Linked DNA regions of Homo sapiens: regions 1, 3 and 4 are each linked to region 2. The links are chromatin contacts, found by Hi-C or POLR2A ChIA-PET in ENCODE. All regions are on one chromosome and are shown on one strand. The core of a region is the stretch at or near the end of the contact, and the rest is flanking DNA. Distances in the headings are between cores, read along the strand shown.

Region 1 (2,700 bases), core at 92-2,591, 3.7 Mb before region 2:
AAAGGATTTCAGAGGACAAAAATCAAAGGACTGGAAAGGAGGGAAGTAGCTGATGACAAGGTCGGGGGAGAAGCAGCTATTTGAGAGTGAGCAGAGGGAAGGATATAACCAGAGCCTTCCATCTGGTGTTGTGACAAAGATGGCAGTGATGTGAGGCTTGATAGAATCAATAGGCCTCACAGTTCAAGACAGACTACATGCCCTCAGTCACTTGCCTGCTTTCTTGGTTTGCTAGATGGATTAGAAATACTAGAAGGAAAGTTGAGTGGGTACTGGGATATCCTATCCAAATCCTCTCTTCTGGGGCAATGCAGCTGCCTCACAGCAACCACGTTGTGGATCACCTGACCCCGCCTTTCTCAGCTTCCTGGAGGTGCATTCTAAGAGCGCTCCCCATAAGCCAACACTCAAGTCTCTTCGAGGTGTGTTTCCAGGGAGCCTGATCTAAGATTAAAAACTTAAAGGCCCCTTTTAGAATTGTCTTTTACAGCCCAGGCAAAGAGTTCTTTACTTTTTTAGAGGTCATGAATCCCTTTGACAAGGTGATGAAAGCCAGGGACCCTCTTCTCAGAAAAATACACACGTGCGCTTAATGTAAAATTTTACATACTGTTTTAAAGGTTAAACTTTACCACCCATGAAAAGCCTCAAGTAGTTCTTTGTACATAATCATAAGATTAGCAACCATTTACTGAGCACTTCCTCTCTATAAGACCCTGTGCTAAGTGCTTTAACTTCATAATGCCTTTGATCATGACATAACATGGCACGGTAGTTCCTAATATCTTCCTTTTAGAGATTTAAGGGCTTGCTCAAAGTAACATAGCTAATAATTAGCAGACACTGGATTAAAATCCCAATTTGTTTGTAAAGCTTGTGCTCTGAATAAATGACAAGGAAAGAGAAGGGAAGGTTGAAGAAGGGAAGGTTCTTGAAGGTCCCTGGTCCTTGAAGGTCCCTTAACCATAAATGTCAAGAGTTGGGATTTAAACCCAGGTCTAACGCCAGAGCTGGCGCCCTTTAGATTAAAAGTGCAGTGTCCATGACAACGAAAGAAGTTGATTTTGTCCCACCTTTGCTCTTTGCGGCTTTTCATTTGCGTTTGTTTCCACAGCGATTTCCAATAGATTTCTGCGTGGCCTTGACACAGACAGCTAGTGTGAATCCCCGCCCACAGAGGGGCGGCACGTTGGTTGCCGTACAACGTGGTGGTTCCCTGCATCTCTGCCCACGTCGGAGAGGTGCGTCGGCTTCCGTACAACACGGATACTCTCTCTCTGACGCAACTTCCTGTCCTGCGCAATTCTATTTGACCTTTGAACTGGCAAAGGCTTTTTTCTTCCTCTTCCGGGGACGTTGTCTGCAGGTATGGATGTTGTTCTCTTTTCCCTGTCTTTATTTCCTTACCAATCGGCTGCCATCCGAGGAGCTGAGGAAGCCTAGAGCTCTCAGAAGCAGTCCTTTGAGCTGGTGTAGGGGTAAGGGGCACAACAGGGAGGTTGGTGGTGAGGAAGTTCCTTACTTTGATCTTTGGAAATCCCTTGTTCCTGGTGGCACCTCCAAAGCCGTGAGTAGCCACAGCTCACCACCCGGGACTTTGCTGCATTCCAAGTGTAGCGTTTGGAGACTAACGAGTTGTGGTTTGGCGGTTTGAGTCTGGAAAATCGCCAAACGTTTTCATATTTTACACCCACGTTTTCACAGCACGCCTGTACGTGTCCTTAGTCTTTGGGAGGGCAGGGTCCGGCGAGTTCGGGTGGTTTCGCTATTTGGCTTCTGCGTCCAAGGCCCATGTCAAGGAAGAGAAAAATGTGTTAGAAGTTTCTGTCTTGCTTTTGGAGATGCAAACAGAATAATGGCTTCATAAATCACTCGCACTGGTTTTACGTGTCAAGTTTTGGTGTCTGGTAATTCTGTTTTAGTTTAATTTTAGTGAGAGGCTTGTGACAACAAATGAGGTGGTTACAAGGGGTGGAATGGGAAGATTAAATTAGTTCAAGTATTGATTATGTTTTACGTTGGGTAGTTCCCTTAACGAAGTTGCTCGTATGCATATCTGTATAACCGATTTGCTAAATAACATCACGATGTTTCCAGAAGTGGGAAGAAAGCAGGTGCCATAACCCAAAGAAACTTGTGTAATATCAAAATTAGTATTAAAGGGTATGCCTTTACGCAGGTGGTGCTTTAGGGCAAGACATTGAACCCTGATATGTGCCAGGCATTGTGTTGGGACGGATAGCCCACGTCGTTTAATCCTAATGACAGCTGTATAAAGTAGACAGAATTCCCATGTTAGAGATAAGGAGGCTAGCTCCTTGCCCTTTATATTCCCAGTAAATGGCATAGCTAAGGATTCGACTTCAGAGCTCACTTTTTGTGCTCTTTGTTTAAAGCGGTGTTTCTCCAACTGGGCTCGTGGCACTTTTCTGGACACCACTCCAAACAAAATTAGACTCTGAGTAAGGAGCCTGGTCATCAGAACGTTAAGGAAGTGCCACGTTTGATTACCATCAGGAAAGCTAACATTCTTGGCCTCTTGTTTATCAGTCACCTTTAAATACAAGTAGTTTTAAAATGTGGAATAATACATCTTAATTTAAGGGTGTTACATACAAGGATATGTATGTGAATGAAATAGACCACATGATACTGTTTTGAGATTTTATTTACTTTTACAATGGAAAGATTTGATGTTAC
Region 2 (2,700 bases), core at 99-2,598:
AATGGGGTCTGCTCTGGATGGTGAAAATGTTTACTTTCATTTCCCCCCAACCCCCTCGCCTCCCCAGTTCCCCCTGAATATATTCTCAAGAAAGAGTATGTCTTTGGGTGGTTGCAAGTAGGAAGTTTCAAGGCTTTTCTCCCTAACGAATACCGAACACTGAGCACACAGGAGGGGAACAGAAACTTGGAAGCAGAGCAAAGGACCAAGTTATCCTCCTGTCTAACCCTGCTCAACAGGATCACCCTGAAGTGTGGCTCTGAAGATATTTGTGAACTCTGGCACAGCTGTTTGGCAGAATTAATACTAAAACCACAGGTCTTGCAAAAACAAAGAATCAAAAAAAAAAAAAAAAAGTGAAAACCAAACAGCAGGAGGAAACCCTTAGGAAAGCTCGGTGTCTTTCAGACATGAGATTTTCTTTCTCCCACTCTACTTGACTGGCCTGACCTGGGGTCCAGTCCCACTTCCTGGTGGCTGCGGAAATCCGCAGTGAGGCTCAGTGTGGATTTTGGCTTCAGAGGATTTGGGAAATTCCACCTTTCAATCTGAAATCTGGGGAAAGTCCCAGAAAACAACGGATTACTATATTTCTCTCATGAACCAGACTGAAGCAAGGAGTCAGGTCTAGGACCAAGGACCTCGGCACTCCAGGGAGCCCAGGGCCCCTCAGAAAGGTCTCGCTTGGCCACCGAGAGCGTGGGGCCGTAGCAGTTGGCAAGCGGGGGAGGGGGGTCACGCACAACTGCTCTGGAGCCACACTGCATAAATGGCATTCGTTTTTGTTTTCTGATTAGAAAAACGTTGAAAAGAATACCAAAGTACAGAGAAAACACACCCCCATCTCCAATGTTTCCTCATTTATGTAAATATTCTCATATTTTATAAAACAGGGAGGTGCTGTCTATAATTTTTGCAGGCTTTCCTTAGCATATGGTGAGCGTGTGCCAGGTGAGCAGGAGCAGCGGGGGATGACTTCCGATCCGACACCCCCAAAATCTCCTGGACAAAGCTGCTGTCTTTGCGGGATAAACAGAAAAGGGCCAGTCCCCACCTCACCCCCAGCCCGCCGCCCCGCAAGTACCTGGGGCTGGGGAGTCAGTGAACTCTCTTCAGCTGTTCGGCTCTCCCGGCTCAGAGCGAGGGGAATCGAGGAGACTGGGCGCAGGATGGGGGTGGACACCCGGCCGCTGCTCCTCCGCGCGGGTAAGTGTGAGCCCCGGGGTGCGGGGAACCGAGCCAGGGACCAGTGACCGCGAGCCGCCGATCCTCCCGCGCTCCCGCGCGCGCGGCCTGCCTTCCCACTGGCTGGCAGAGCACGTCCTCTCGCGCCCGGGGCCTTTGTAAAGAGCGCAGCGGTGGCGCGGAGGTTTTCAGGCTCCGCCCGCTCCACTCGCGCTCCCGCCCCTTCCTTCCTCTCGAGGTGACCCGGCAGCTGGCGCCTTTCTCACCAGGTACCCAGCCCCCTGGCCGCCTCTCTCAGTTCTCTGGCAGGGTTTGGTGCGCGGTACACCGACCCGGACCGCGCCTTCCCAAACGAGTGGCCTCTCCTCCAGCCCGATTGGCGAGCTAGAGAAAAGAAGGGAACTGGATCACTTCAGCATTAAGGAGGACTTTTCCCCAAAATGAGTGTTGCCCCAGGGCGTGGGCAGGCGGGGAGCTGAACTAATCTTTCGGTGACTCCAAGGATACCAAGCAAGCCAGTGCGTGGCATGCACGAGCTCCTCTAATCATCGCAGTCCCCCTTACACATGAGTAAACCGAGGCTCAGAGAATGGTGGAGTGTGGCGAGCAGAAGTGGAATTTTTTTTTTCTTTTTTTCTTTTTTTGAGACGAGTCTCACCGTGTCGCCCATGCTGGAGTGCAGTGGCGCCATCTCGGCTCACTGCAACCTCTGCCTCCCGCAGAGGCGGGATTTGAACTTGCTCCAGGTTGCCCTCGCCTTACACCCAGCAGAGCAGTCCAGTCGCTTTCTCTCCTGCCGCTTGCATCGTAATGGACATCCAGAGTCCACAAGTAAAAGCTGGTACATGATGAAATGGGAAACACCTCTCAGGAGTCCTTTATAGCTTAGAAGAAGGTAATGCTACCTTTCTGCCTCAGTGAAAAGATTTGGAATCACCTAAGTGTGAAGAACCTAAGGAGAGTAGGTGTCAAGAGAGGATAGACCCGGGTGCCGTGGCTCAAACCTGTAATCCCAGCACTTTGGGAGGCCGAGGTGGGCGGATCACGAGGCCAGGAGTTTGAGACCAGCCTGGCCAACATGACGAAATTCCATCTCTACTAAAAATACAAAAGTTAGTTGGGCTTGGTGGTGGGTGCCTGTAATCCCAACTACTCGGGAGGCTGAGGCAGGAGAATCACTTGAATCCGGGAGGCAGAGGTTGCAGTGAGGCCGGGATGGCGCCATTGCACGCCAGTCTGGGCAACAGAGTGAGACTCTGTTTAAAGAAAAAGAGAGAGAGAGGATAGACACTGTAGAGACCAGCAATCCCTGTTGGGAACCAGTGTCATGGAAGACTTTTTCCACAGACTGGGGTTGGGGCCACGGGAGATGGTTTCAGGATGATTCAAGCCCATTTCATTTATTGTGCACTTTATTTCTATTATTATTGCATTGTAATATATAATGAGATAATTATACAACTCACCATAATGTCGAATCAGTGGAAGTCCTGAGCTTGTTTTCATGCAACTAGA
Region 3 (2,700 bases), core at 65-2,564, 4.2 Mb before region 2:
AAAATGTATAATATAAAATTGTAATACACTCAAATGATTATAAAAGTAAAAGTTGGTAATTTAGGCAGAAGCTATTTCTCCTCTTCTTTGACCTGCTGTTAATTTTTAAAGTGGGAGTGACGGGGAGGGAATGGCAGGACAAGGCATTTGTGTAAAACCTGCCTGGGGCCGTCGCTGCCAGATTTCTTACCAGGAAAGCAGTAATAAGGGCACAGAGAACAATTTTTAAGGAACATCTGTTTCTTCTTTGCCAACAAAGTGAAGTAGTGTAACGTAAGCTTCTTTTAATCATTGGCTTAAGAAAGTGTCTTCCAAGATAGAATTTTGGAGTTGGAAAGACATCAGAAATCCTGAGGTCCAATAGCCTCATTAGCAGAAAGCTTAAGGGATGTGCCCAAAGTCACTAGATATTTTGTCACATAGCCTAGACTAGAACTAGGTTTTGATAAAATTAAGTACAAAATAGCCCATTTGAAAATCTCCGATCCAAAATTTCAGACAGGACTCTCCCTAAAATGGGCATCCTTGTTTGGTGTTCTGGGTCATAGGTCTAATAGTCAAGAGATTTTTTTTCTTCATTTTATGACTGATAAAAGGGAGCTTATTAATTTTAAAAATTTTGAATCTATAACATAGTGGGAAAATAAATACATCGGTGCATTTGTACCGCACATAGAACCTGGGTAGGACACTTTTAGGTTATTCTTATAAAATGCTGCCTAACGAACCAAAGGAAGCACCTGTGAGGCCACCCGCATTTCCATCGCTAAAGGTTACCCTTGTGGTCTGACAGCTCCCTGCTCTCTCAGGCTGGCTCTTGACCTTTGGCATGAGCCCTGGGCCTAAGTGGGGGCTTCACTTCCTTACTGTCTCACCAGAGTCCCCATAGGATGCAGGCCCTTGTCCTGGAAATGGCAGGGTTCTTTCTTGACCACTGAATTCCAGGAAAGATGTAACTCAGCAATGCAACTATCAGACTGCCGGGATGAGAAGGTAGGGGCTGCAGCAGTCTTTCTGGCTGGCATTTTAAAATACACTTTAAGCCTACCAAATAGTCAAAAGGCCTAGCCTCTCAATATCCTTTTATCGTTTTCAAAAAATATTTTCCATGCACCGTGTTTGGGACCAGGAAGGAATTTTGAACATCCTTCCTTTAGACATGGGAGGTGAGGGAGTAGCTTTTTCTTTCCCAACTCCATGTCTCTGCGTTCTCAGGTGAACGTAGCTGCTTGCCACGGAGAGCTCTTGGGGCGGGGGGAGGGAAGGTCATGTCAGTCAGGTTCTCTGCTTCCAAATATAGGCCCGCTGCTGCTGTTTGCTTCAGTCTGTGGTTAAGAACTGAGCCTCAGTGAGAGCCCCAGGTGCCTTGCATCATCCTCCACTGTGTTTTGGCAGCACTTGTTCAAGAGGGAGGGTGGGTCCTGGCAGTGCTGCTGGGCCTGGTGTCACTGCTCTTGGTTCTCCTCACCTCCCCAAACTTGCCTCCTAACCGTCATGAATCTTTTATGACACTTGAAAGTAAAGACCAAGTTTTAGGTCAAGAGGATACTTTTTTTTTTTTTTGAGATGGAGTCTTGCTCTGTCGCCCAGTCTGGAGTGCAGTGTTACAATCTTGGCTCACTGCAACCTCCACCTGCCAGGTTCAAGCAATTCTCCTGCCTCAGCCTCCCGAATAGGTGGGACTACAGGCGTGTGCCATCATGCCTGGCTAATTTTTTATAGTTTTAATAGAGACGGGGTTTCACCATTGCTGGCCAGTTTGGTCTTGAACTCCTGACCTCATGATTTGCCTGCCTCAGCCTCCCAAAGTGCTGGGATTACAGGCGTGAGCCACCGTACTTGGCCACTTTTTTTCCTCTCTCCTATGCTTCCCCTTAGTGATATTTTTATTTATTTATTTGTTTTTTGAGACGGAGTCTCGCTCTGTCGCCTAGGCTGAAGTGCAGTGGCGCAATCTCAGCTCACTGCAACCTCCGCCTCCTGAGTTCAAGCGATTCTCCTGCCTCAGCCTCCCGAGTAGCTGAGATTACAGGCATACATCACCACGCCCAGCTAATTTTTATATTTTTAGTAGAGACGGGGTTTCACCACGTTGGTCAGGCTGGTCTCAAACTCCTGACCTCGTGACCCACCCACCTCAGCCTCCTGAAGTGCTGGGATTACAGGCGTGGGCTACTGCACCCGGCCAGTGATATTTTTATTTACCTATAATACAAGTGAAAGTTTGAGATTAAGAAGAAAACCAGGCAACTTATGAGATGACTTGCTGAAAAAGATGGTGAGCCTCTGATAGCCATCACCTAGACTTCAATTCTGTTTAGTAAAATGGAGTTCTCTGAAGGATCGTTTTAACTCAAGATATCTTTGTAAAATGAAAATCATGGCCCTTTCATGTTCTTAAGATTCACTGTTAATAGTAGTTTTTCTGGGGAAAATGGTTAACTTTTTCTGACATCAATTGTAAAGCGTATTTCCACTTTGGGAACTTCAATGACACAGCGTGGGGGTAGGTGGAACCATGTCTTGGAACTCGGAAACTACTATGAACAAATCCGGTGTTAGAAAATACTCTCAGCTGGGTGCAGTGGCTCATGCCTGTAATCCCAGCACTTTGGGAGGCCGAGGGGGGCAGATCATGAGGTCAGGAGTTTGAGACCAGCCTGGTCAACATAGTGAAACCCTGTCTCTACTGAAAATACA
Region 4 (2,700 bases), core at 106-2,605, 4.1 Mb before region 2:
CCCTACCCCCGCCCCCAGCCCGCTCAAACTGGATTCAACGGGTAAAGAACACCATTCTGTTCTCTGAACGCAGGCCCCCAGCCTTTCAAAATTCGTACTCACCTCTGCCATTGGGATAGAGAAGGCAGATCTGAGGTGTTCTTAAACGCGCTGTTTAAAACCCAAAATGTCCCCGCCCTCAAAACCACACACTTTCTTTTTGGGGGTAGAAAGATGCCATTTAAGGAAAAAAAGGTATATCCTCCAAGTTTCTTTGGAGGGAAAAGGCGTTGGTTAAATCATTCGGGTGTCAGGACTTTTCTACCGGATTTCCTCCAGAGGGTTTCCCAGTTGTGGAACAAGGGTGACCAGTGGAGTGTCGGGTATCAGGGTCCATCCGCCCCCTAGACCAGCTCTGGACTAGGCTTCAAACAGCCCTCCAGCGCGGCCCTGCTCCGCGCTTTCTCTAGCCAGCACCCACGTGTCTCTATTTACTCTACTCAGGTTACCAGCTCTATCGCCCGCAGCGGGCCAGAAGACCCGATAAAGCGCCTTCCACCCTGCAGGACTAGTGCCCGGCTTCCGCTGCTTCTCCGCCTTTCTTCTGCGTAGATTTAAGGCCTGATCCGGTCCCAAACCCCAAATAAAAGTTGTGGGTTTGTTTCCAAGTGATGGCGGTTGGAGAAAACTAGAGTTGGGGGCGGTACAGCCAGGGTGTACCCTTGCGGTGGGTCGGCTCGGCGCACCCACAGCTCCCAGCTGCTAGCCCAGGCGCTGGGGCCGCAGGGACTGAACCCCGCACCGCCCCCGCAGCCCGGGTGCGCGCCCCATCGGCCGGCCTGCTCCCCGCGGCCCGGCTCACCGGTGGTAGGGACGGCCCCGCCTGCCCCAGCCCACGCCCGCCTCCCCTTCCTCCCGCCTGTGGCTCTGCTCGTCTCCACCTAAGCCTTTGGTGGTTTAACGCACTTTTGCAGAGACATCTACCAAGAGATAGCGTGTGCACTTTGTTTTCCGTCCCACGGAAGAATTTATCAGTAGCGTTATTCAGCCCTACTCGCTTTAAAGCACGGCACCCCTCAGCCCAACAAAAAGACCGAAGGCGAAACATTGTGGGTTCCTGCCCGCGAACCAACCGTTCAGCCACCGAACCCCCTAAACTGATCCATTTGGAATAAGTTACCCTGCCCCTCTACCTCCCATCCTACACACACACACACACACACACACACACACACACACACACACACTGCGGACCGGGGGCCCAGCTACGCACACACCCCAAAACAAACGAGGGATCTACTCGGGACCCTCAGCCGGGCGGCCGGGCGCCTTCGTTCCCTTCCTCCCTCTCTGAGTTTCCCAGGGACCCGCCACGCCTCTCGGAACTGGGGCAGCGGCCCGCTCACCTCGTGTCCGTTGCTGGCCGGGATGATTTCAGACTCGTTCACCAAGGAAGACTTGATGTCAGCTAAATCGCCTTCCTCTTCGGGATGACTGATCTCGGCGAAGATCTTTTCCTTCTGAGGATCGCCCTCGTCCTTGAAGGGGATCATCTCGTCCGTGGCGCAGAGTTCCGGGTCCCCCCCGCCGCCGCCACCTCCTCCGGAGAGTTGGGGCATCCCGGCGGCTCTGTAATCTCCGCTCCGCTGTGGGAGCACCCGCGCAACAGCAGGAAAGACAGAGGGGTAACTCAAGGGTGGGGGAGGAAAGGAGAGTTGGAAGGGTTCGTGCAGCAGGACAGCGGGCGGAAGCGGGGCGGGCGAGCGCGGGGCCGCCGGCCGGCAGCCGGAGCAGCTGCCGCGGCGCCCGAATCCCGGCGGCCGCCGCGCTTTCCCGCTTCGCGGAGACCGACGCAGGCGCCCGCCCCCGAGGCCGAAGGGCACTGGGCGGCGAGGGCTGCGGTAGCTGGCGACTCCGGGGGCGTCTGCGCGGCGCGCGCTAGACGAGGCTGCCCCGGCGGCCACCCCGCGACCCCGCGTCGCCGGGATTTGCGCGCGGAGAACGCCGGTTCTGGAGGGAGCACGCCTCCCCAAAGTGCAGAGGAGGGTCCGGCGGCGCGTCTCCGCGGAAACCCTCTCCACTGTAGTTACCCCGGATGCCGACTTAGTAGTTTGTTTTCCGAGAAAAGAGAGGGGATCTGGGCAGAAGGGCCCCGTTTGCCCCAAAAGAAGGTGCAAGGATCAGAAGATAACGAAACGTCCACTTCCTGAAGGGTGGGAAAAAAAGAAAAAGAAAAAGGAGCCACCCACGCTGGAGATGTCCGTTTTAGATCTTCTTATTTTCTTCCCTTTCGCTTCGGTTTTTCTTCTCGAGGCTCATTTAATCTGCTAGAGAAGGAGGAGGAGCAGAAGATGGGGGCCGAGGAGGAGGGGAAGAGAAAGAGAAGTTTGCCAAGAATAAAGTTTTTGCCGGCAAGCGCGGGGACTCCGCAGTGGAGGGCACTGCGGAGTCTCGGGGAGTCACAGCGGGGGCCTCGGGCCCAAATGCCTCTGCCCGGAGCTCGAGCCGACACACACACTCAGTCCGACCCCTCTTTGTTCCCGGCTCGAGTTTCTCAGCCTGGCTCGCCGGCTCGCCGCTCTGCACGCCTCCGCCGGCCAGCTCTGTCAAAGCAAAGAGCTGCGCCCCTTGAGTTCGCCCGGCCGAGGGGAGGGGACGCCCCGAGCTTGGCCGCGTGCGAGGCTCCGGGCGCGTCCTGGTTCCTCGGCCCGAGAGCGCGCA

The links. A loop is a pair of places that touch in the nucleus more often than their neighbours do. ChIA-PET counts read pairs that join two places held with the same protein, here RNA polymerase II (POLR2A). Pooled maps may share reads with other maps.
Region 1: a pooled map shows a loop between it and region 2 (7-fold over the local background). The contact joins the promoter of RPL34 here to the promoter of TIFA in region 2. A Hi-C loop is called at or near these places in 7 of 50 pooled maps. POLR2A ChIA-PET finds 5 or more read pairs at or near these places in 3 of 52 experiments (OCI-LY7, activated naive CD4-positive, alpha-beta T cell and endothelial cell of umbilical vein).
Region 3: a map of OCI-LY7 shows a loop between it and region 2 (18-fold over the local background). The contact joins the enhancer-like site here to the promoter of TIFA in region 2. A Hi-C loop is called at or near these places in 1 of 168 maps with a recorded cell type or tissue (OCI-LY7). POLR2A ChIA-PET finds 5 or more read pairs at or near these places in 1 of 52 experiments (activated CD4-positive, alpha-beta T cell).
Region 4: a loop to region 2 is called in a map of OCI-LY7, with 7 times the contacts of the local background. The contact joins the promoter of LEF1-AS1 here to the promoter of TIFA in region 2. A Hi-C loop is called at or near these places in 1 of 168 maps with a recorded cell type or tissue (OCI-LY7) and 5 of 50 pooled maps. POLR2A ChIA-PET finds 5 or more read pairs at or near these places in 1 of 52 experiments (activated naive CD4-positive, alpha-beta T cell).

The regions. Positions count from the first base shown.
Region 1 is chr4:108,619,235-108,621,934 of GRCh38, forward strand. It overlaps RPL34 (ribosomal protein L34), which reads left to right and starts at 1,342. Exons shown (of 5, transcript NM_001319236.2): 1 at 1,342-1,366. It overlaps RPL34-DT (RPL34 divergent transcript), which reads right to left and starts at 1,223. Exons shown (of 4, transcript NR_026968.1): 1 at 1,074-1,223. RefSeq lists enhancers at 880-2,079, 1,305-1,354.
Region 2 is chr4:112,284,556-112,287,255 of GRCh38, forward strand. TIFA (TRAF interacting protein with forkhead associated domain) reads right to left here and starts at 1,349. Exons shown (of 2, transcript NM_052864.3): 1 at 1,085-1,349. RefSeq lists enhancers at 122-301, 332-451 and a silencer at 1,092-1,401.
Region 3 is chr4:108,035,102-108,037,801 of GRCh38, forward strand. It overlaps HADH (hydroxyacyl-CoA dehydrogenase), which reads left to right. Exons shown (of 8, transcript NM_005327.7): 8 at 1-70. Among named protein-coding and RNA genes, the nearest start is that of HADH, 47 kb to the left of the region's middle. Within about 2 kb of position 1,315, at least 4 of the 41 ENCODE cell types and tissues checked have a DNase peak (open chromatin) inside an H3K27ac peak, as active enhancers do; they include OCI-LY7, where a contact is called at or near this core.
Region 4 is chr4:108,166,170-108,168,869 of GRCh38, forward strand. It overlaps LEF1-AS1 (LEF1 antisense RNA 1), which reads left to right and starts at 1,356. Exons shown (of 3, transcript NR_029374.1): 1 at 1,356-1,664. LEF1 (lymphoid enhancer binding factor 1) reads right to left here. Exons shown (of 12, transcript NM_016269.5): 1 at 1,386-2,700. The coding sequence starts at 1,598. It overlaps LOC124900752, which reads left to right and starts at 1,770. Exons shown (of 2, transcript XM_047416528.1): 1 at 1,770-2,700. The coding sequence starts at 2,331. RefSeq lists a silencer at 717-956 and enhancers at 834-1,335, 2,363-2,452.